Linked DNA regions of Homo sapiens: region 2 is linked to region 1. A link is an interaction called in ENCODE POLR2A ChIA-PET data of the cell type or tissue named here. Cell type or tissue: PC-9. All regions are shown on one strand. Each heading gives the region's core, and the rest is flanking DNA. Links, peaks and the distances in the headings are about the cores only.

What was found. Peaks named below come from ENCODE experiments on the same cell type or tissue, not always from the same donor. Only the 100,000 strongest peaks of a DNase experiment are listed, where the experiment ranks them.
Region 2: POLR2A ChIA-PET joins it to region 1 with 13 read pairs; 7 of 35 experiments call an interaction of 5 or more read pairs at or near these places.

Annotation. Positions count from the first base shown.
Region 1 is chr19:1,589,948-1,600,494 of GRCh38, reverse strand. It overlaps MBD3 (methyl-CpG binding domain protein 3), which reads left to right and starts at 7,630. Exons shown (of 7, transcript NM_001281453.2): 1 at 7,630-7,973. The coding sequence starts at 7,864. It overlaps UQCR11 (ubiquinol-cytochrome c reductase, complex III subunit XI), which reads left to right. Exons shown (of 3, transcript NM_006830.4): 2 at 935-1,083; 3 at 2,280-3,326. The coding sequence ends at 1,055. RefSeq lists enhancers at 7,190-7,239, 8,617-9,606 and silencers at 7,490-7,559, 7,630-7,679, 7,840-8,139, 8,280-8,379. In PC-9, for the core only: a CTCF peak has its summit at 9,659 (motif pointing left); DNase peaks (open chromatin) are centred at 7,484 and 8,054; H3K4me3 peaks cover 2,793 bases; H3K27ac peaks cover 1,284 bases.
Region 2 is chr19:1,452,551-1,460,550 of GRCh38, reverse strand. APC2 (APC regulator of Wnt signaling pathway 2) reads right to left here. Exons shown (of 15, transcript NM_005883.3): 2 at 7,409-7,567; 3 at 7,214-7,304; 4 at 6,940-7,120; 5 at 5,294-5,402; 6 at 5,051-5,167; 7 at 4,398-4,475; 8 at 4,147-4,245; 9 at 3,308-3,698; 10 at 2,491-2,586; 11 at 231-370. The coding sequence starts at 7,549. Among named protein-coding and RNA genes, the nearest start is that of APC2, 6.4 kb to the right of the region's middle. RefSeq lists enhancers at 3,665-4,181, 6,011-6,642, 6,643-7,275, 7,276-7,907, 7,908-8,000 and silencers at 4,438-4,577, 4,978-5,097, 5,148-5,227. In PC-9, for the core only: no CTCF peak of the experiment used is centred there; DNase peaks (open chromatin) are centred at 4,840 and 5,390; H3K4me3 peaks cover 655 bases; H3K27ac peaks cover 487 bases.

The sequences.
Region 1 (10,547 bases), core at 2,548-10,547:
ACGCCTGTAATCCCAGCACTTTGGGAGGCCGAGGCGGGCGGATCACGAGGTCAGGAGATTGAGACCATCCTGGCTAACACGGTGAAACCCCATCTCTACTAAAAATGCAAAAAATTAGCCAGGCGCAGTGACGGGCGCCTGTAGTCCCAGCTACTCGGGAGGCTGAGGCAGGAGAATTGCTTGAACCCGGGAGGTGGAGATTGCAGTGAGCCGAGATCACGCCACTGCACTCCAGCTTGGTGACAGAGCAAGACTCCGTCTCAAAAAAAAAAAAAAAAAAAAAAAGAAGCCTGTGCCCAAGTTCATACTGTGCGAGGGCGTAAACGCCAGCAGGCGGGTTTGCTGGGCCTTCCTAGAATCTGCTGGGCCTTCCTAGAATCTGCTGGGCCTTCCTAGAATCTGCTGGGCCCAGGCAACTCAGGGGAGCTCTCACAGCACGTGCCGTGGTGGGCAAGAGCATGAGCTTGGAACCGGAGGCCTCGATCCTCGCCAGCTGTGTGGCCTCAGGTGAGGGCCTCGCCCTGTCTGTTGTTTGGTGTCCTCGCCTGGGAACAGGGACTGTGATGGCGGCACCTGCCTGAGTCCTGCAGCTGTGGCAGGGATGGATGAATTTCTGCAGACTGCAGCAGACCGGACCCATCATCATGGTGGTTGCAAACTTACAAACACCTACACATGCGCCAGGCCCAGCCTCCCCCCAGCTCCACTCCCACCCCAGCAGCCCCTTGAGCAGTTACTGGCTTCCTGAGAGCCGGCAGCATGGGCAGGGCCTGTGCTGCTGGTGCCAGCCCTCAGGGCTCACAGCACTGGGCGGGCACAGGTGCCAGGCCCGCACCTCAGCCATCACCGCTCAGGACGGGGGGCCGGGGTGGGCAGGAGAGGGTCTTGGAGAAAGGGTCCAGAGCAGGCCTGACCATCCCCTCTCCTCTCGCAGGGTCCCGACGGCCTACACATGGGGCGCTGTGGGCGCCGTGGGGCTGGTGTGGGCCACCGATTGGCGGCTGATCCTGGACTGGGTACCTTACATCAATGGCAAGTTTAAGAAGGATAATTAATTACACAAACCCTTCACAGACTGCTCTGGTAAGTTTCAGTGGGCTGCGGTGGGTGGACTGCATGATGGCCGGATGGTGGCCGAAGAGTGGGTTCTCCAGGCTCCCAGAGCCGGGGCGGCAGCCCTCACTGCTCCCCCTGGAGAGACCTGCATTCGAGAGTGGGGCCCTGGGTGCCCCTTCTGGCATCTCCGGCCCACGGGCACAGAACTGTCCGCCCCGCAGCCTTGGGTTGTGTGATTGGGGTGTGGGCCTCGCCCTCCCTCTGGACAATCCCAGTGAGTCTTTGAGGCAAACCTTGCTTCCGTCTCAGTGGGCACTGCAGCCTGAACTGGGTGGGGCCCATGTTACAGACAGAGGGGGAAGGTGGAGGCTGGCCCACAGTGGCTGGACACCCCATGAGCTCTTGGAAGCGCCTGTGAGGCCCTGGACGCATCCACGTGTTTCTCCAGCATGCCAGCTGCCCCCTTAACCACAGTGCCTGTGGCATCTTCCCAGTGCCCACATGACAGTCCCACGTGGCCGTGCTCTTACACCCCCATTTTCCAGGTGCTGGCCTGAGGCCTGAGGCCATGCCACTGTTTGAACCTGGGCCTCAGAGCCCTGCTCCGGTCTGTGTTTCTCCCTACTGCGTGGAGCCCGGGGCCTGTGCTGCATTGGTGTTCCTGCCAGGCTGCTGTCCTGGGCCACTTCCGCAGCCAGCTTCATATGGAAGGGACGTTTCTTTTTTTTTGAGACGGAGTCTCGCTCTGTTGCCAGACTGGAATACGGTGGCGCGATCTCAGCTCACTGCACCCTCTGCCTTCCAGGTTCAAGCGATTCTTGTGCCTCAGCCTCCCAAGTAGCTGGGACTACAGGTGCCCACCACTACACGCAGCTAATTTTTTTTTTTTTTTTTGAGACAGAGTTTGGCTCTTGTTGCCCAGGCTGGAGCGCAATGACGCGATCTTGGCGCACTGCAACCTCCACCTCCCGGGTTCAAGCGATTCTCCTGCCTCAGCCTCCCAAGGAGCTGGGATTACAGGCATCTGCCACCACACCAGGCTAATTCTGTATTTTTAGCAGAGATGGGGTTTCTCCATGTTAATCAAGCTGGTCTCAAACTCCTGACCTCAGGTGATGCGCCCGCCTCGGCCTCCCAAAGTGCTGGGATTAGAGGCGTGAGCCACTGCACCCAGCCTGGAAGGGACACTTCTACTCACCCTGCCTCGTCTGCTCTCCCTCCAGGTGCCTGGTGGTGCTAGCTCCTCCCACCTCAGCACCTGCTGCATCTGGAGCAGCCCAAGCCTCAGGATGGACAAGAGGAAACCCACAGCTCAGCTTCAGGCTTCTTATGTTTCTGAAAACAGCTTGGATATTTTAATGCACGTTGCATTAAACCTCACTGAAACCTGCTCCGTGCCCGGATGTTGATCATGCTGGTGGCTTGGTTACTGTGACTGTAGCTGGAGTGGCACAGGTGACCCAGGCGTCCTTTCAGCTCCAGAATGTTGCAAGTCTAGGAGAGTGTTCCAATGGCTGACAGAAACTGCCTATTTGAAATGGCTCATAAGTAGTATCTGCAGTGTGTTCATCCGTTGCTGCCTTAACAAGTCACCCACACGTAGTGGCTTAAAGCAACGAACATTCACTCTCTCACAGTCTGTGTCAGTCGGGGATTTGGGAGTGATGTATCTGGGTGGTTGTGGCCCAGAGTCTCTCATGAGGTTGCAGTTAAGACATCAGCCAAGGCCACTTCGTCTGAGGAAGGCTCAACTGGGGCTGGAGCCACTTCCAAGCCAGTGCCCTCACGTGGCTGTCGGTGACAGCCACAGTTCCTTCCCATGGGGGCCCCTACACGAAGCTGCTTGAGCATCCTCACGGCATGGCCTCTGCCTTCCCCAGAGCAGGTGAACCAAGGGAGAGGAAGGAGCAAGCCACAGTGCTTCTATGAGCCACCCTGAGAAGTCTCACGTGATCACTTCCGCCACAGCCTGTTTATCAAAAGCAAGCCCCCCAGGCCCAGCCCACGTGCAGAGGGAGGAGAATGAGGTTCTGTGTTTTGAAGGGAAGAATATCAGAATTGGTAGACATTTCAAACTGTCACATTAGGGATACAAAAATGAACAGGCTGGGAGTGGTGGCTCAGCCTACAATCCCAACACTTTGGGAGGCTGAGGAAGGGGCATCACTTGAACCAGGAGTTCAGTACTAACCTGGGCAACAAAGAGGCCCCTGTCTCTGATAAAAAGAAAAAAAATGAAAAAATAAAAATGAACAGGTATAAAAAGAGAATATGGTACAAAGTCACACTCCCTGATACAGCTGCCCAGTTTTTTCCAGCTCTTGCCAATCTCTGAGCCGACATTGCACCACTGCACTCTAGCTTGGGCAACAGAGTGAGACTCAAAAAAAAAAAAAAATCCTAGACATACTGTCTGCATACATAAGTGTGTTGATGGAAATAGCTATTATATCAGTCTGCTAGGGCTGCCATAACAAAATACCACAGATTTTGCATGGCTCAACCAACAGAAATTTATTTTACTTATTCTTTTTTAAAAGACAGTCTTGCTCTATCGCCCAGGCTGGAGTGCCGTGGCACGCTCTTGGCTCACTGCAACCTCCGCCTCCTGGGTTCAAGCGATTCTCCTGCCTCAGCCTCCCAAAGTGCTGGGATTAACAGCTGTGAGCCACTGCACCAAGCCTATTTATTTATTTATTTTTGGAGATGGAATCTTACTGTGTCACCCAGGTTGGAGTGCAGTGGCATGATCTTGGCTCACTGCAACCTCTGCCTTCAGGGTTCAAGCGATTCTTCTGCCTCAGCCTCCCGAGTAGCTGGGATTACAGGTGCCTGCCACCACGCCCTGCTAATTTTTGTATTTTTAGTAGAGATGGGGTTTTGCCATGTTGGCCAGGCTAGTCTTGAAATGACCTCAGGTGATCTGCCCACCTCAGCCTCCCAAAGTGCTGGGATTACAGGCGGGAGCCACTGTGCCCGGCCAGATTTTGTTCTGATTTTTAAAAAAACATTGGCCAGGGGTCTGTGCGTGGTGGCTCACGCACCACTGCACTCCAGTCTGGGTGACAGAGCCAGACTCTGTCTCAAAAAATATATAAAAATTTAAAAAAAAAAATTGTCTGCAGGCTAAGTGTAGTGGCCCACACCTGTAATCCCAGTACTTTGGGAGGCCACAGTGAGAGGATTGCTGGAGCCCAGAAGTTTGAGGCTGTGGTGAGCCGTGATTGTGCCACTGCACTCCAGACTGGGTGGCAGAGTGAGACCCTGTCTCAAAAAAGAAATTGTGTGACTTGAGCCCTGAATCTGTAGGTTACCAGACCCCAGTAGCAGTGAGCTTCCCCTGCCTATTTCTGTATCTGCTGTCCTGGTACTTAAGTCCCGAAAGGGAAGGCAGAGACTTCAGCATGGTGGCACTGAGGCCCTCGCCAGCCCAGGAGGTGACAGGAGCCAGACTGGCGGATGGGGTCCTGTGTTTGTTGCCACAGTGAGTCACTGGACTCCACTGTAAAGAGGAGCAGTCTCGTGGTCCCATCAGCCATTTATTCAGTCATTTATTTCTACCAGCATCCACTCGAGGACATTTTTTCTTTTTCCTTTTTTTTTTTTTTGAGACAGAGTCTCGATCTGTCGCCCAGGCTGGAGTGCAGTGGCGCGATCTCAGCTCACTGCAACCTCTGCCTCCCAGGTTCAAGCGATTCTCCTGCCTCAGCCTCCCGAGTAGCTGGGACTACAGGCGCCCGCCACCAAGCCCAGCTAATTTTTTGTATTTTTTAGTAGACACGGGGTTTCACCGTGTTAGCCAGGATGGTCTCTATCTCCTGACCTCATGATCCACCCGCCTTGGCCTCCCAAAGTGCTGGGATTACAGGCATGAGCCACCACACCCGGCCTTGATGACATTTTTTCTACAGACTATAAATCCTTTATAAACTTTAATTTTGTTGCTCAAGTTGTCCTCTCTGTTTGGCCATCGTGACCCCTTCCAAATGGGCTCCTGTGTGCACATGATATGTCCCGGGTCACTTTTTTTGTTATTGAGGTGAAATTCACATAACATAAAATTAACCATTTTCAGGTGTGCAATGCAGTGCTTTAATACATTCACACTGGTATGCAGCCACTGCGCCCAGCCTGGAATTGGCCATTTTAAAGACTATTTTATTGACTTACTTATTTTAGACAAGGTCTCGCTCTACCACCCAGGCTGGAGTGCATTGTCACAATCATAGCCCAATTTTAAAAATAATCTTGGCCGGGCGCGGTGGCTCACGCCTATAATCCCAGGACTCTGGGAGGCCAAGGCAGGCGGATCACCTGAGGTCGGGAGTTTGAGACCAGCCTGACCAACATGGAGAAACCCCGTCTCCACTAAAAATACAAAATTAGCCGGGCATGGTGGCGGGTGCCACCATAATAATCATCTCCCTTGCATGGGGGCAGGCCTTGCACTGGCTGCCCTAGTCAAGTAATCCCAGCTACTTGGAAGGCTGAGGCAGGAGAATCGCTTGAACTCGGGAGGCGGAGGCTGCAGTGAGCCGAGATCGCGCCGCTGCACTCCAGCCTGAGCAACAAGAGCGAAACTCCGTCTCAAAAAAAACACAAATAATTAAATTAAAAAAATAATAATAATCTCCCAGCCGGGCGTGGTGGCTGGCGCCTGTGATCCCAGCACTTTGGGAGGCTGAGGCAGGCACATTGCTTGAGCTCAGGAGGTTACAGTGAGCCAAGATCACGCCACTGCACTCCAGCCTAGGCAACAAAGTGAAACCCTGTCTCAAAACATAATTATCATCTCCCTTGCATGGGGGCAGGCCTTGCTCTGGCTGCCCTAGTCAGGTACCACGGCTGGTTCTGGGGTGTAACTGCCTGGCTTTGAGTCCACAGCATAGACTTTCCTGTCTCCTTGGGAGCACTGATTCTTCCATGGCAGCCCAATGCCATGGGGCCTCGGTCTCAGGCCAGTAACCAGCTCCTGAGCTTCTCGGGAGACAGAGCTGGCTGTCTCACACCTCACCTCACCTCACGACGAGGTGGGGTGAGCGGGGCATCCGACCATCATCCACCCATCCATCCTGATTTATTCAGTGCTTCTGTGGTCAGCACAACATCCCGAAAATGTGCCCGTTCCGTCGGCCGCTGTGGCTCACACCTGGAACCCCAGCACTTAGGGAGGCCGAGGTGGGCGGATCACTTGAGGTCAGGAGTTCGAAACCAGCTGGCCAACAAGGTCAAATCCCATCTCTTCTAAAAATTCAAAAAAATTAGCCGGGCATGGTGGTGGGCGCCTGTAGTCCCAGCTACTTGGGAGGCTGAGGCAGGAGAATTACTTGAACCCGGGAGGTGGAGGTTGCAGTGAGCCGAGATCACGCCATTGCACTCGAGCCTGGGCAACAGAGCAAGACTCTGTCTCCATCAGTCAGTCAATCAATCAATAAATGAATGTGCCTGTCCTACTCCCTGGAACCTGCAGCTAAAGGGACTTTGAAAATGGGACGAGATCTTCAGATGGGAAAGCATCCCAGATCGGGTGGACCCAATGTCAACAAAAGAGTCCTTAGAACCAGGACAGTTTCTCCAGCTGGAGGCAGGGGAGCACAGCAGCTAGACTCAGTCCTTGAACACCTGTGCAGGCCCGCCCAGCCCTAGCCTTGGGAGCGACGCTGTCAGGGGGAACTGATGGGGGGCAGCCCACCCGTTTCCATTTCAGGATCCCTCTGGCTGGCTGGGGAAGGGGTTAAGGGGAGACAACAGGGGGTGGGCGATTCCGCAGGAAGGTCCTGGAACTCTCCCGGCCAGAGATGGTGGCTGGACTAAGGTGCAGGGGGTGGTCGGGGAGCTGGGGGGGGGTGCTCAGATTCCTGGATTTTGAGGGTTCAAAAAGCAGCTGGACGGGGCGCAGTGGCTCACGCCTGTAATCCCAGCGCTTTGGGAGGCCGAAGTGGGCTGATCACCTGAAGTAAGGAGTTCGAGTCCAGCCTGGCCAACATGGTGAAATCCCGTCTCTACTAAAACTACAAAAATTAGCCGTCCGTGGAACCAGCTACTTGGGAGGCTGAGGCATAACAACTTGAACCCGGGAGGCGGAGGCTACAGTGAGCCAAGATCGCGCCTCTGCACTCCAGCCTGGGTGACAGAGACCCCGTCTCAAAAAAAAAAAAGCTACTGGAGGGAACTTGGGGGCGTGGAAGGGGTGGTCACGGGGGAAGTCCCCCAGATTTGGACGCTCGTAAAAAGCTCGGAAGCTGGGAGACCAGGAGGGCGGGGAAGTCGAGGTCCAGTCACTGGGCCAGAGTCCCCAAGACTTGGGCTGGAGAAAGGTCGGAGGAAAGGACCCCACTAGTCCGAAAGCATGTCCCCGCGCACGCGCACCAGGCGGCCGGCAGAGACAGGGCACAGTAAAAGGAGCCGCGCGGACTCCGGGCACAGCTGCTGGGCACTGGCAGCTCGCAAGGCACAGCGCGCAGGCGCGCACGCCACTTAAGGCCCCGCCCCCTCCCAGCGCGCTGATTGGCGGGGCCGTAGAGGGGCGGGGGCATGGCGCCGCGGCTGCGCAGCGCGGGGCCCCGCGCGGGCGGGTGGGCGGAGCGGGCCCCCCGAGCGGGGGCTGGCGAGCGCGGGGAGGGGGCCGAAAGGGCGGCAAAGCCGGCGCGCGCCCGGCTGGGGGCGGAGGGCGGGGGCCCGCGGGCCGGAACAGCCGCGGCAAGTGGCGGCGGCGGCAGCGGCAGCGGAGGCAGCTGAGGCGGCGGCGGCGAGTGGGGGTCCGGGCGGCGGCGGCGGGCCCGGCGGCGGGCCGAGGAGCCGGGCGCAATGGAGCGGAAGAGGTGGGAGTGCCCGGCGCTCCCGCAGGGCTGGGAGAGGGAAGAAGTGCCCAGAAGGTCGGGGCTGTCGGCCGGCCACAGGGATGTCTTTTACTATAGGTGAATGAGCGCGCCGGCCGCGCAGGGCCTCAACGGGCTCCTCCCAGCGGCCTCTGCGGCGGCCTCGGCGCCCCTGCCCCGGGCCGCGGCCTGGGCCCCGCGCGTGCGTCGTGCGTGCGTGCGTGCGTCTTGCGTGCGTGTGCGCCCGGCGCGCGGAGGCCCAGTGCGCGTGCGCCGCTTGTTGGGCCGCATGGCTTTCGGCCGGCCGTTCAGGGACTGGCTGCCGGACGGCGACTGCGGCCTTTGTTCGTGCGCGCTGGGCCAGGGGCGCCTGGCGGCGGCCAGATGCTACCGGGGGGCAGGGGTGGAGGGTGGGCTGTCCCTTTGGTTCCCGTGAGACGCAGGGGGTGCCTTCTTGGGGCGCTCCTGGGGTGGCGCGGAGCCCGAGGGGGTGGCCAGCCGGGATTTCGGGGAGCAGGGCTCATGGGCGGATCGGGGAGGGCGTGCGTGAAAATACGGGTTCTTGGGCTCGCCCCAGTCCTGGGAATAAGCGCCTCAGGGTGACTGGTCTCCCACGCAGCGTTGCTTTTTTTAAAGGTATTCCCCTTGACTCCTTCCGAGGCCTCTGGTCCTCTTGGGTCGTGGCCCCCTCAGGGTGGAGACCTGAGGCTTTCGACTTTCCGAGCCCACCTAACGGTAGTCTTTGCGTGGATGTTACTGGTGGTGGAAGGCTTTCAGAGACCCCCCCGTCCCCAAATTGGAACAAGGCGCTGCTCTGAAAGGTCGCAGGGAACCCCCTCCGTGGAACAAAGACTTAGTCGCCTGCTGCAGCCAAGTCCCAGACAGTCGGCCACCTGCTGTTTGTCCTCTTTTTTTTTTTTTTCCTGGCTCGGGAAAGATGCTTTTGATTCTGGGCCAGCTTTGATTGCGCCCTCCCCTTGGTTCAGTGTCCCGTGGCGCCTTCAGGTCCCCCAGGAGGGGAAAGCGGAGGACGCCTGCCATGTGCCGAGCACCTGGGTAAAGGGGGGTGTGCGGCTGGTCCCCCTTTTTCCCACAGCTCGGGGTCGTGGGCAGGAGACCGCCCAGGTGAGGGCGGGTGGTTTCCACGAGCCAAGGAGGGGCAGAACGACCGCTCCGTCCACTGTGCACTTCGGTCCTCTGTGGTTCTTGACTGTCCCGGTTTGGGGAGATAAAGTGAGAAAAGTGAGCGGGGAAAGGATGGCTGTGATCAGAAGCAATGTGTGGGGCCTCGTCCTGCAGGAGGAGCTCAGGGACTGGTTCCTGGAAAGTTGGAGGACAGCAAGAGAGGGGAAACTTGGTCCCCAAATGTGTACCCTTATGAGCTGGAACCCTGTACACGTCCTGAGATCTGCAGTGACACATGCTGAAATCTGGGAGGGCAGATGACGGGGCCTGAATGAGACTGGGGTCAGGGAGGGCTTCTCTGAGGACGTGACATTGAGTGACAGGGAGAGGCGTCCAGGCAGCAGGAACCCCCTAAGAGGTGGCTGCAGCTTGGGAGCTAGAACCAAGGCCAGCTTGAGCGGAGTATCCTGAGGCTGTCATCACCCCACCTCTCTCATTCCCACTCTGGGCCCTGGCCCTGAGCATGAGGGTCTAGCAGTGGAGAAAAGCAGGGAGAAGCTCCTCTACAGGCTAGAGATTTCAGGTTTCTCTGCAGAGGGTGAAGCCAGGCAGCCCAGAGCCGCCCTCTGCAGGTCTGGGGCCTCAACCCAGCCCTTCATCTGAGGCTGCAGGCTCCCAGACTGCGTTTTCTGTTGGGGGTGCCTGGGGAGAGTTCAGGCCATGTTGCCCACTTTTTTCTATACGTGTGGTTTTATCAAGGCTGTTCTTTTTTCATTGAATAAAATCTCAGGGACATCATTTTGTGTCAATAGATGGGCATAACCTTTATTTAAAATTGAGATATAATTCACATTCCACAAAAGCTACCTTTTTTGTTTTTTTTCTTTGAGACAGGGTCTCACCCAGGCTGGAGTGCAGTGGTACAATCACGGCTTACGCATTCTTGACCTCCCAGGCTCAGGCGACCCTCTCAGCTCAGCCTCCCAAGTAGTGGGAATTACAGGCACGTGCCACCATACCTGGCTTATTTTTATAGAGATGGGGTTTTGCTGTGTTGCCTAGACTAGACTGGTCTCGAATTCCTGGACTCAAGCAGTTAACCCGCCTCAGCCTCCCAAAGTGCTGGGATTACAGGCATGAGCCACTGCCTGGCCAAAGCCACTTTTTAGAAATGTACAATTCAGTGGGGTTTTTTTTTGGAGATGGAGTTTCACTCTTGGCCCAGGCCACAGTGCAGTGACGCAATCCCAGCCCACTGCAACCTCCACCTCCCGGGTTCAAGCGATTCTTCTGCCTCAGCCTCCCGAGTAGCTGGGATTACAGGCGTCTGCCACCATGCCCGGCTAATTTTTGTATTTTTAGTAGAGAAGGGGTTTCGCCATGTTGGCCAGACTGGTCTCGAACTCCTGACCCCAGCACCTCAGCCTCCCAAAGTGCTGGGATTACAGGCCTGAGCCACCACACCCGGCCCCCAGTGGTTTTTAGTACATTGACAAAGTTGTGCAACCATCACCGCTATCTAATTCCAGAACATTCTCATCACCCTGA
Region 2 (8,000 bases), core at 1-8,000, 140 kb after region 1:
GCAGAGGCAGCAACAGGGTGGGCGTGAGGACACCGCCAGGTGGGGAGGTTCAGCACGCGCTCCCGTCCCCCCACACCGCACTCTCTGGGCCTCAGTCTACCCGTCTGTAAGTTGGGGACAAGTGGCCCCAGCTCTCAGGGCTGTTTCGAGGCTGGGATGAGTTGGAAGGAGGCTCAGTCCCTGGAAGACTGGATGAGGAAAGTGCCAGCCCACCCACTGCCCCCGGGCACCTTGTTGGCAACGTCCCCAAAGGTGAGGTTGGTGAGGGTCATGCCCGCGTAGCGGCGCAGCGCCAGGTTCAGCGGGTCCCGGGTCATCTTGTGCATCTCATAGTCAACCTGCAGCAGCTCTGCCACGGCCTGCAGCCCACCTGTGAGGACCCAACAAGGTTGGTGGGTGGCAGGGATGACCCTGCCTGCTGCCCAGCGCCCCACCTCACTCCCTTGCCCAGAGGCCCTCCCTATGCCCCAGACCTGCCCTCAAGTTCCCCTTCCAGGCCCAAGTCTGAGACCTCCTCCAGGAGCCGGTATGGCCTCACCCTGCTGCCAGACCCACAGGGGTACCCCCAGTGCCCTGTGACTGCCACCCCCGCCTCCTGTCAGCCCTCGGTCCTGGCTCACGCTTCCTCCAGCCACTGGGCCTCTGCACCTGTTGTTCCCTCAGCCTGGAATGTTCTTCCCTGCCCTGTTTGATAGGTGCCTCGGGGAAGGCCCCCTGAGTCCTCTAATAATACACCCCAAGACCATCAGATGGAGAGCAGCATCCCCAGCACAGACAGGGCTGTAGGGATGGGTGACGGCCACACCCACCCTCTTCACTCGCCCCGCTTCCCCATTACAAAAGGGGGAAATCAACGGGGAGATGGCGCCTGTGAGTCAGAGGGAGAGGAGGACTTGTCACCAAAACACTTTTCTCCCTCTTCAAAGACAACAGAGGCAAATGTGACTGTTCTCAGAGCAGGAGTGGGTCAGTGGAGACACCCTTTGGGGAAGTGAGTTAGGGACATATCTCAGAAAACTTCCAGCCTGAAACGCGTACATCCAGGTTCACCACAGCACGATTCACAGAGCCAGGAGTGGGGGGCAGCTAGAGCATCCATAGGAGGACAAGTGGGTCAGCCCAGCGTGCCCTGTGCACACGATGGGATGTCACGCAGCCTCAGAAGGGAGCCAGGCTTTGGCCGGGTGTGGTGGCTCCTTCTGCCTGCAACTCCAGCACTTTGGGAGGCTGAGGCAGGAGAATCGCTTAAACCCGGGAGGCAGAGGTTGCAGTGAGCCGAGATGGCGCCACTGCACTCCAGCATGGGCAACAGAGCAAGACCCTGTCTGTCTCAAAAGGAATGAGGCTCTGAAACAAACAGACTATGGCGTAGGTGCACCTTGAGGATGTCACGCTCAGTGGGAGACGCCAGGCATAAAATGACAAATCCTGTGTGATTCCACTCCTAGGATGTCCCTAGCTCCATCAGATTCACAGAGACAGAAAGTAGGATGGGGGTGGGTGCCAGGGGCTGGGGACAGGATGAGCAGGAAATGTTTCACCGGGACAGAGTTTGAAGATGTAAAGTGGCCGGGCGTGGTGGCTCGCGCCTGTAATCCCGGCACTTTGGGAGGCCGAGGTGGGCGGATCACCCGAGGCCAGGAGTTTGAGACCAGCCTGAGCAACACGGTGAAACCCCGTCTCTACTAAAAATACAAAAATTAGTCAGGTGTGGGGGCGGGCACCTGTAATCCCAGCTACTCGGAGGTGGAGTTTGCAGTGAGCTGAGATTGTACCACTGCACTCCAGCCTGGGCAACAGAGTGAGACTCTGTCTCAAAAAAAAGTTACAGCAAGACTTTTCTTTTTGAGACAGGGTCTGGCTCTGTTGCCCAGTCTGGAGTGTGGTGGCATGATCATAGCTCCTTGCACCTTTAACCTCCTGGGCTCAAGAGATCCTCCCACCTCAGCCTCCCCAGTAGCTGGGACTAATTTTTTTTTTGTAGTGATGGGGTCTCACTATTTTTGCCCAGCCTGGTCTCGAACTTCTGAGCTAAAGTCATCCTCCTGCCTTGGCCTCCCAAACTGCTGGGATTACAGGTATGAGCAGCCTCGCCCGGCCTCAATTACTTTTTATATTGACAAAGAGAAGATGTTGCAATGTCCTCAAACGTAAAACACCCCCTACAGTTCCAATTCTGGGCCTGTCTTCTATCTATCTTTGCCCTTCTGGTCCGTTCCCTGTTCTGAGCCCCAGGGAACTTAGGGCTGAAAGTCACCCCCGAAGCCTCAGACCAGATCGGGAGGCCACACGCAGCTCATGGGGACAGAGGGCCCAGGGTGACGGTCCACTCATGAGAGGTGCTATGTGACTCCAGGGAGTCTGTCCCTCTCCGGGCTCCAATCCCCAGCCCAAGCTCAGATGACCCAGCCTGTGTCCCTTTAGCGGCCGAGGAGCCACCACCTGTTCGGGGGCTGGAGGATGGCTTCCCAGAGGACCTGGGACACTCACCTAGCTCGTTCATGGCACGGCGGTACTCCTCATCAAAGGACAGCTTCATAACAGCACAGGTGGCCTGGCAGATCTGCGGCTCGATGGGGATCGGGGCTGTGGGCACAGGGACCAGATCAGAGCCCCCATTCCCAGGAAATGTCCCAGGTGACTCCCGAAGGTCCCGCAACCCGCCCGCCCCAGGCCTGAAGGATCCCGGGAGCTTTGCAAATGGCTGCAAAGTTGGGACTTCCTTTCCCAGCCTCTCTAAGATGGGATGATGGGGTGGCCTCTCTCACTCAGCCTTGGGAAGGGAGGCGAGGTAGTTCCTGGAGCACCACACCTTTCAGCTGTGCTTCTGCCCTTTTTAAAAATAAAACTGACGAGACAGGGTCTCGCTCTGTTGTCCAGACTGGAGTGCAGTAGCATGATCTCAGCTCACTGCAGCCCCAAATTCCTGGGCTCAAGCAATTCTCCTGCTTCTGCCTTCCAAAGTGCTGGGATCACAGGTGTGAGTCACAGCGCCCGGCCCCCATATTAACTTTGCGATCAACTGCAAAAAAAGAATCTCAAAGTCTGCACCCAACTTTCCAGAGTTACCCACGATCCATCCATGCATTCAGCGACTTCCCGAGCGTTTACTCTGCGCCAGGTACGATCATGGGCGGGTCTTTTCCCAACGTCAAATGCCCCCACAGGCCTCGGCCGGAGCCTGGTACTGCAGCCTCCAACGCCAGAAGGCAGGCAGCAAAGGCTGGAGGTCCTAGTCGCCCATCCCCCGGGAAGCCCTAGCTGCACGTTAATTGCGCGGAGGGGGCCCACCAGGCCAGGCACTCACCGCTGCCGGCGCCACCTCCCTCGGGCCCGCCGTCTCGGGCCTGCAGCCAGTCCCAGCAGGTCTCGCAGTAGGCCCGGATCTGCTCCAGCACGTGCAGGACGCGCATCTCCTTGCGCGCCAGGCCCTGGTCCGGCTGCGAGAAGACGATGTTGTGCAGCGCCGCGTTGGCGCGCATGCGTGCGTCCTTGGCGCCCGGTGCCCCTGGGGCCCCGGCGCGACCCCCGGCCGCGGCCTCGGTGCCGTGGAGGATTTGCAGCAGCAGAGGCAGACAGCCCGAGCGGCGCATGGCCACGCAGCTCTCGGGCGAGCTGGACATGGCCAGCAGCGTGCGCGCTGTATCCTCCTGGTCGCGCGTCGCCAACATGGACAACAGCCAGAAGACCACCTCCACCTGGGGGGAGGGCAGGGTCAGGGTGGGGTCCCTCACCTGCCCCCCGCACACCTGGAAACCCGGTCGGAGCCCTGTGACCCCTGCCCCGTCCCCAAGGGCAGCCCCACGCCCACCTGGGGGACAGATGAGGGGACGCTAGGAGGCTGCACACGTGCTTCGGGGAGGCTGGCCCCCCTCACCTGGCATTCCTAGGGTGGCCGCGCAGAGCCAAGGGACTCCACGGGGACGTCTATGGTGCCCCACTTAGCCCCCGCTACGGGACGTATTTCCCCATCCACCTCGCCAGGCCCGCAGCTTCTGCATGAGCTGCACGCCAGAGGGGCCTTCCTACACCCGAGGGGGTGCTGGATGGAGGCATGGGAGGGCACCACCACTGGCGAGGATGCAGACCTGATCCCCCTTCCAGCCCAGACAGCTGCGCCAGCCCCCGTTTCACCCTCCCCCTCACCTTGCTGTTGCCCGGCTGAGGGGTGCCATCCTCAGGGTGTGTGGGGACCTCTGTCTCGGGGTCCTCGTCCACCGGCACCGACTTCACCGCCAGCAAGGCCTGCAGGGAGAGCACCAGGGTCGGGGGTACAGTCCCAGAGCACCCAGTCTGCTCACCCGTGATGATGTGGGCGGGGGCGGGCAGAACTCGAGGAGCCCCGTTCTGCCTGGGCCGACACCACCCCTGGTCCCTGGCTCTGCCCCACCCGGTACCTGGGGCTCCGTCTGCTGCACTCGGTCCTGCGCCTCCAGCAGCTCCTTGTCAATCTGCTCCAGGCGCGAGGCGCGGATCTGCTCAGGACCACACGAGGGCAAGTGCTGGAGCTGACCCCGCCCCCGGCTCTGACCCCGCCTCTCCCTGGGATGACCCCACCCTGGGCTCTGACCCCGCCTCTTCCTGATAACCCCGCCCCAGGCCCTGACCCTACCTCTGCCTTCTCCCTGATCCAGCCCTGCCAGCTCCCTAAGCCCCGCCTCCTAAGATATGACCCCACCCACTGTCTAAACCCCGCCTTTAGTCCATCCCAGGCTCTGACTCCTCCCACTTCCCATTTGGGCTCCACCCAGAACCTAGACCTCGTCCTTCTAGGCCCCACCCACCTGCTGATCTGGCCCTGCCCACAGGCCATGCCACCTTCCACTGTCGCACCCCACCGCCCTTGTGCTCAGGCTCTGAGCCTCCTGACTCCACCCACCAACACCTCCAGCTTCTGGCCCCGCCTCCTGAACCAGAACCCGCGCCCCCCAACCCAGGAGGCATAAGACTCCTCCCATTACCCCAGACCCCGCCCATAATATCTGCACTCTGATTTGCCCACTGGCGCAGGGCCCCGCCTACCGCCGCGCCACCCCGCCCACCGCCGCACCTGTGCCCGCTGCACCATCTCGTCCGAGGTGCCGAAGCGCTCCTCCATCAGCGAGCGGATGTGCTGGGCCTCGAACTCAAGCTGCTGCCGGATCAGGTCCATCTGCATCGAGAACTGCTGGCAAAGGCAGGCGGGCGGGCCACGGTGAGGGGCGCCCGGGCCAGGCCCCGTTCCTCCCCCACGCCGCTTCCCGCACCCTGAGTGGGGCGGGCGCGCTGCCCCCTGGCTCCCCGGCCGGCTCACCGTCTCCACGTGCGGCAGCTCGTCCAGGCGCTTGGACAGGCCCTGCAGCTGAGAGTAGTACCAGAGCTTCTCCTTCTCCTCCTTCTCAATCTCATTCAGCAGGAAACACCTGGGGAGCAAGTCAGCGGGGGCGGGCTCAGAGGGCGGCGCCGTGTGTGTTTATTTTGATATTTGTAATCACTTGTTAGCGCTTACTGTATGCCAAGGTTAACAGGCAACATGGCAAGGTCTCTCCCGTGGCACTCCCCGAGCTAGGGTAAGGGGGGGGGGGTGGGTATTGAAATTAACTGGGGGATGCAAAAAAATTAAAGGAGAGAAAACAGTCTGGGCAACATAGCGAGACCCCCTCTCTAAAAAGGAAAAAATAAAAATAAAAAATATAAAAATAGCCGGCCGGGCGCGGTGGCTCACGCCTGTAATCCCAGCACTTTGAGAGGCTGAGGCAGGCGGATCACGAGGTCAGGAGATCGAGACCATCCTGGCTAACACGGTGAAACCCCGTCTCTGCTAACAATACGAAAACAAAATTAGCCGGGCGTGGTGGCGGGTGCCTGTAGTCCCAGCTACTCGGGAGGCTGAGGTGGGAGAATGGTGTGAACCCGGGAGGCGGAGCTTGCAGTGAGCCGAGATCGCGCCACTGCACTCCAGCTTGGGCGACAGAGCGAGACTCCGTCTCAAAAAAAAAAAAAAAAAAGTACAAAAGATTAGCCAGGCATGATGGTGCGCACCTGTGGTCTCAGCTACTCCCTGACATGGGAGGCTGAGGTGGGAGAATCACCTGAACCCAGGAGTTCGAGGCTGCAGTGAGCGATGATCATACCACTGCACTCCAGCCTGGGTGACAGAGTGAGACCCTGTTTCAAACTATATGTACTAAACAAAAAAAAAAAAAAGAGAAAGCAATTCCTTTGGAAATTCTCCTCCTTGAAGAAAGACTGAGGGAGGCTGTCCTGCCTCTAACACTTCTCCCATACTTGCTAACCTCCCTCCAGCTTACAAGGTAGCTTCAGGCTCAAAGTGCTCCAGGTGCAACAGAGGTTTCCCTTAACCTCATGGGAGACACGGCCATTCCGATTTTACAGGGCAGGAGTCTTAGGCTGGGAGGGTTTAGGGGAGCTGAGTGAGGTCCCACAGCAGAGCACAGACAACCCCACGCTGCTCTTCAATGGCCCCATCTGACCCCACATGACCCCTCCCAGCTGCACAGGGTGCCCAGACCCTGCCTCCCTCTGCTGGCCCTGAGCCCACGCTTCTTGGGCCACAGCTCTCTACAAAGACGGCTTTGAGCCCGCCTGGCTCCAGGCCTGGCTGAGCCCTGGCACCGGACACAGCCCGGTCCCTGGCGACGCCTGCGTGTCTCGGACCCCTGGGGACGTCTCCAAGGAGCCTTTCCCTCAGCCAGGAACGTCCCCCATCCTCTCTGAACTCCAGCAGAGGTCAGCCGGGCTGGGGAGGGGGAGGGAGGCCACGTGGGGACGAAGCTCCGAGGTGGGCGGGGTTGTTCGGTGGGCAGTGCCATATGCAAGTGGGTGGGGCGTGTGAGGTGTGGGCAGAGACATATGCGGGTGGGCGAATTAGAGGGCAGAGCCCGCTGGGGACCGAGTCATGCTCCAGCTGCCCGAGGCTGGGTTCCCACGCCCACTCACCGTTCCCGGTCCAGTTCCTCCAGCAGCCGGATGGTGGCCCGGCTCAGCTCCCCAAAGCTGTCCTTGGAGGGCCCGGAGCCGTGTACTGGGCTGCCCTCGGGGGTCCGGGCGGCAGGCTCCGGGCCCAGGGTGGGCGGCTGGAACTTGAGGTTGTACAGGCTGGTGATGTCCATCTGTAGGGCTGGATGGGCGGGGACAGGGCGGAGGTCAGCGGCCCTGCCTGCCTTTCCCCCCAGCCTCCCCCACTCCCTCTGCGGGTGGCCCCACCGCTCACCCTTCAGCTGCTCCAGCACCTCCGTCTGCCCCGAGGACACCAGCACTCGGGCCTCCTGCTCCAGTTTTCCCTGTAGGTGCTTCAGGACCTCCTGCAGGGGCGGGAAAGAGGGCGGGAAGCCATCAGCCACTGCACTGGGCTGCCGGGGGGCACCACCCCGGGACCCTAGCCCACCTCCTCCATGTAGGCCCCCACCTTCATGCCCGACGTCTCTGTCTCCAGCTTGGACAGGTGGCTGGAGTTGTCCCTTAGCTCCTGCCTCAGGTGGCTGTTCTCAGCCTTCAAGGCCTCCACCTGCCTCACCAGCTGCTCGTAGGGCGCCACGGAGCTCGCCATCTTCAGCTCCTGCAGCGTCTGGGATCACAGGGTCAGAGGGTTCAGCTGATGGTCTGGGGAGGGCGCGGTGATGCCTTCCGGACAGACGGCCCCTGACCTAAGCCCCAGCCGTCCTGCCTGATCCTGGGTTGGGGGGGGTCTCAGGCAGGAGTCACTGGTGTGGACAAGTACAGGCCCACGTGGTGGTGGCCAGGCAATCCGGGGCGCAGAGGGGCAGGTGGAGTGAGAGGTGGCCCCAAGGGGAGACAGAGGGGCCAGCAGACAGACGTACAGACAGCTGAACGTCCAACTGACCAGTCGACCGACAGACGATGGGTCGGCCTCTCCTTCCCAGCCCCCAGGACACATCCTGACAGCCGGACAAACACACAGACAGCTGGGACAGCCTAACCCAGCAAGCCGACTGGCCAGCCCAGCACCCCCAGGCTCACAGCCAGAGAGGGCGACAGAC